Regions from separate parts of the Homo sapiens genome. Here region 1 is linked to region 2. Evidence: chromatin loops called from intact Hi-C (ENCODE). Cell type or tissue: gastrocnemius medialis. All regions are shown on one strand. Region 1 overlaps DTNBP1 (dystrobrevin binding protein 1). Region 2 overlaps JARID2 (jumonji and AT-rich interaction domain containing 2).

Evidence for each region. A loop is a pair of places that touch in the nucleus more often than their neighbours do. Peaks named below come from ENCODE experiments on the same cell type or tissue, not always from the same donor. Only the 100,000 strongest peaks of a DNase experiment are listed, where the experiment ranks them.
Region 1: it touches region 2 in a loop (5-fold over the local background); 5 of 110 quality-filtered maps call a loop at or near these places.

What each region holds. Positions count from the first base shown.
Region 1 is chr6:15,594,414-15,596,913 of GRCh38, reverse strand. The region is part of intron 6 of DTNBP1 (dystrobrevin binding protein 1); the gene reads left to right. Among named protein-coding and RNA genes, the nearest start is that of DTNBP1-AS1, 50 kb to the right of the region's middle. In gastrocnemius medialis, no CTCF peak of the experiment used is centred here; a DNase peak (open chromatin) is centred at 1,353; H3K27ac peaks cover 862 bases.
Region 2 is chr6:15,510,909-15,513,408 of GRCh38, reverse strand. It overlaps JARID2 (jumonji and AT-rich interaction domain containing 2), which reads right to left. Exons shown (of 18, transcript NM_004973.4): 13 at 2,008-2,113; 14 at 1,019-1,201; 15 at 364-494; 16 at 1-170. Among named protein-coding and RNA genes, the nearest start is that of DTNBP1-AS1, 34 kb to the left of the region's middle. RefSeq lists an enhancer at 1-618. In gastrocnemius medialis, a CTCF peak has its summit at 1,054 (motif pointing right); DNase peaks (open chromatin) are centred at 1,050, 1,468 and 2,351; H3K27ac peaks cover 2,500 bases.

The DNA.
Region 1 (2,500 bases), 84 kb before region 2:
TGGAGAATGAGGGAGATGGATGAGCCAAAACTTGAGGAGCCGGGTAATGCCATTAACTGAGATGACGTCGACTGGAGAAGAACAGGCTGTCTTGCAAATGTTTGAGTAGCCTACTCCACTTTTGCATAAAGCTATCAAATGGGCAGTTGCATATGAGTCTGGAGCTCAAAGAAGAGATCAAGACAGGAAATGTAATCAGGAAGTTAGTAGCATATGGATGGCATTTAAAGCTAGGGATGAAATTGGCTTATGAGCGAATGTAAGCTGAGGAGAGAAGAGGGCCCAGAACCAAGCCTGCAGCACTCCAGCATCTGGTGGTCTGGAAGGGATGGAGACAATAGCAAAAGAAACTGAGGAGGTGGGAGAACACTAGAGGGAACTGTTTCAAGAAACCACCAGTTGGGTCAAATGCTGCTTAAGGATTAGGATGAAAACAGAGAAGTGGTCTCTGGATTTGGCAACATGATGATTGTTGGTGGTGTTGATTGTGTAATGGGGGGTCCAGAAGCCAAATTGGAATGGGTTCAAGAGTGAATGCGAAGCGAGGGAGTAGGAATCTGTAGGAGTTAAATCCTCGAGTAGGCTGAAGGGGATGGGAATCCTGTCTGCAGCTTTCAGTCTTCCTGTTTCAGCAATTTCCAAACCGAACTCATGCATTGCCCTCCAAAATCTTTTCCTTCTTATGATCCAGACTAGAACTGCCCCGGTTAGCATGCTTGTCTCCTTCCTCTCCTTACCCCATTGAGTCAGATGCCTTGGGCTGTTGAGTCTTCTTTATGATACTTTTCAAATTGGAATCCTTCATTTCATTGTCATTACCACTTAACATTGCTCTTGCCAAGTATTAATTAGCTCTTCCCCACGTGCCCCCAACGTGAGTTTCCTGTGTACTCACTGCTTTTATTCTCTCCCTTGCCAGTATATCCATCCATCACAGCTAGAACGTTCTTCCTAAAATACAGCTTTGCTCATGTTATTCTCCTGCTAAAAATAAAACAAAATATTTTAGCCTGGCACTGAGAACTCTCTACCTTTTTATCTGAATTACTTTCTCTTCATTCAGCCTGCTGTTCTGAAGTATTTGCTCCAGGACAAGTACTTGCTGAAGTATTGCTGTTCTGAAGTCTGTTTCCTAAATATAACCTGCGTCGTCTTTGGCCTCTGTGACCTCACAGTCACTGCTGCCTGTGACTGACATGCCTTTCCCTGCCTTCTCTTACATTTTCTATATTTCCAAATGCTGAGTACCTCTAACAGATGGTGGAGTACACCCTAACAATTGTGAAATTTCAAGGCTTTCAGTGCTGCTGCTTTACCTCATCAGTTCCTTAAAAGTTCCATAATACTGGTTGGGCACGATGACTCATGCCTGTAATCCCAGGACTTTGGGAGGCCGAGGCAGGTGGATCAACTGAGGTCAGGAGTTTGAGGCCAGTCTGGCCAACATGGTGAAACCCCATCTCTACTAAAAATACAAAAATTAGCCAGGCATGTGGTGGTGGGTGGCTGTAATCCCAGCTACTCGGGAGGCTGAGGCAGGAGAATTGCTTGAACCCGGGAGGCAGAGGTTGCAGTGAGCCAAGATCACACCGCTGCACTCCAGCCTGGGTGACAGAGCAAGACTCTGTCTCAAAAAAAAAAAAAAAAAAAAAAAAAAAAAAAAGTTGCATAATACTGATTTTTTTCTTTAAACCAATTATTTGTACCACCACTACTTCAAGCAGTCATCTGTTTTAGGAATTGGGTACAGGAATGATTTTCTGAAGGGAAGTTTCCTGGAAATTTCGCTGACAGTTGTGGAGTTGTGGGTCATGACGCTGTGTGACAGAGGATGCCCAGAAGATGCTGGGCTTGTCCTCTTCACAGCAGCAGACAGACGGTTGCAGGGTGAGCAGGATGAGTCCACAGGAAAACCGCCCTCCTCAATTGCACACTCACTCATTAATGTATTTAATAGTAGTTGCTGGATTCCTTGTTTTTATGGTTGTTAGTATTTGGGGGTAGGAGAATAACAGTGTCTGTGAAATCATTATTCTGAGTTTCAGCTTTTTAAAACAAGAGAGCCCTTTAGAAATTCTGCTCACAGTCACACATTCTAAAAGAAGAAAATTAGAAGCTCTCTAAACATTGTAATCATAGAAAAAAAAAAAGAATTACTCATTAGAATATTGAACTGAGTGTTCTGTCAACTTTCCCCACGTCGGGGAATTGCTAATGTGAGGATGTCACTAAGAAGTAGATTGAAGATATCTTTTTGAGATTCTCTTGTGATACATATTGCCTTCCTGTTGTATTCTGGTTTTTATTATCGGGGTATAAAGCAGGTTTTAGGCATATTTAGCTTGTACCTAGCTAAGCTTTTAAGAATGAAGTTGATTATTGACTGAAGGGAAACAATTACACAGGTTTTGTTTTTGTTTTTTTGTTTTGTTTCGTTTTTTTTTTTTTTGAGACAGAGTCTCGCTCTGTCACCCAGGCTGGAGTGCAGTGGTACGATCTT
Region 2 (2,500 bases):
ACAGGTGCTGGCAGATCTGACACCTCCTCTCTGACGTCTCCAACTGCAGCCACTTTCGAGGCTTTTTCTTCCCGTCCGCCACCGTGCTGCTGCCATCGTGGCTGCCATAGCGTGCGGAGGAGTGGAGGCCAGCCTCGAACAGCTGCCTGCGCTGCCGCAGCTCTGTATCCCTGCCAGACACGGGAGACGGCCCGCACCTTTAGTGACGGCCTGCCATGCTCACCAGCAGAGGGGACACACGCACCCCACACCGGCCTCCCTGCAGACACACCCTCCTGTCAGGAAGTGAGGCCTGCTCGGGGGGTGAGCCCCCGAAGGGCAGCCGGGTCCAGCTCTCTGGCGTGGGCTCTGGGGGTCTGTTACCTGAGCTCATCCAGGAGGGCTGAGATGGTACTGAGAGTGGGACCGTTTTCTTTTTTTGCTTCTGCTTGTGCAATCTGGTAGAGTAACTTCTCCATGGAGAATGGCTTAGCTATATGGCGACGCTTCATTTCCTGAAAGAGGAGTCACATCCCTTTAGGGTGGATTTTCATTACTAGGCAGCTGTCAAGGTTCTTCTTGGTGGAGGGGGCAGGCAGGCTGTCTGAATTTCTAAATCTTGAATTGCATTTAGATTAAAAACTCTTCAAAACTTTGCCTCCCTGTGAGAAAGGCACCACATACCAGGAAAAGTCATAGCACTTCGCCGCTACCCAGAGGCAGCTGCCACTCCCTCACGATGGGTGGAGGTTCTCTGTCCATTCTAAGCAATTACCTTGAGCATCTTCAACAGTTTTCCAATACTGGAGGGGTCTGTCAGTAACGGTCTGATCAAAACTCTTTGTGATACAAACAAATCCCTAACAACTTTTCATTCCTAGAAGACCTTTCAACCACGTCTTAAGAATTTCAAAGACATATTCCAAAAGGAACTATTGACAAATAGACACGCACACGCAGGGATGCTTCTGTGTGCGCTCACGCACGGCACTCACAGGGATGCGGGGGCAGCAAGCGGGAGGAGGCCGGCTCTGCTCACCTTGGCGGTCTCAAAGCCCATACTTGTCCACTGGGTGGTAGCAAAGTGCACGGTTTCAGACACGCTGTACCCACAGCACACTTTGGACACAAAGGATCCCGGGAAGCAGACGACAAACTGGCCACTCTGCTGCACGGTCCTGTGCACCTTGATCCCCTCTTTGCACAGCACCTCCGGGGAGATCTGGGGAGACAGGGCCAGGCTGAGGCACCCCTCCCTGTGCGCAGGGACACCTGCAGTCTTCAGGTGACGTATGCGCACCCTAAGAGGCCTGCTCTCAAGGAGATAAGATTGTTTTATGTGGAAAATAAAAAGACGTCATTCATAACACAAGAAGGAGCTTCTAAACTGCACTGGTCCAAGAGTGATGACAGGTTCATGCACAGCTGAGGACATGATGACCACACAGGCCCCTCTGTCCCCACGTGGCAATGCCAGGGCTGGAAACAGGACAAGGTTACACAACCAGGAGGCTGCCGGGCTCATCTCCAGAGCCAAGTAGGCCACAGGCCCACAGGCTGGGCTTACAAAGGAGTCCCCCGTCCATCTCTTCTCTAAGATGGACAGGCGGGACCGGCAGGGTCAGCAGAGGCCAGAGAAGCTGGTCAGAACTCAGCTCAAAGCAGCACTTCCCAGGAACTCACCAGCCCCATGACTTCCTGAAAACAGGTGAAGAAGCCTTTGTGCTCATTCCTCTCACATGCCCAGAAGGTAGGAGCGGCGGGCACAAGAAATCCCAGGGCCCACAGCAGCCCACAACACAAACAAGCCCCAAAACAGATGCAAAGGCCGTGCAAAACCCCAGCGCCCTGTGCAATCTGATGGAAGGTCAGTTTGGCTTTTGTGTCAGAGGACCTTTCCCTTTGCACCCTGGGGATTTGTTTTGCTGTGTCCTCATTGCCTTTGAAAGGCGGGTTCATGGGAAACCATGTTCAAGTGCCTAGGAGGTCCTACAGCTCCTGCTGGAGGCGGTGGCTGAGTGGACGCACCATGACGTTGCTTTCCAGCATCTGCAGCCCTGGGGTGCCATTGGCTTGCAGCAGGGTGTGGACCACATCTTCCAGCTTGTTCTCCTCCTCAGCAGGAATGCAATACCTGGGTCATTGAGAGACACAAGAGACAAGCAGAGACTTGACAAGGGCCTCCTGCATGTACTGGGCCACCCCCGTCACCCTCAGGGACCCGAGCACACGAGAGGCTCTGCTCCACGCCGGCAGGGATGGCGCACTGGCCTGGCTGGGTGCCTGGTCACTGCTGGCTCCCATTTCCCATGGCAGCAGTGCCACGTCCACCTAGCACACAGCCAAACCACAGTGCATCCGCGTTGCGAGATGCTCATCTTTTATGGAGATCTGACCCACCTGGTGAGCCAAAAAGCCTTCAAACCACAAACAGATGTTCACAAACCCCTAGAAATCAGAACCAGACACACTGCGGCCTCCACGAGCCTCTTCTGAGGCTCCAGCACTGCACCCTCCTTCT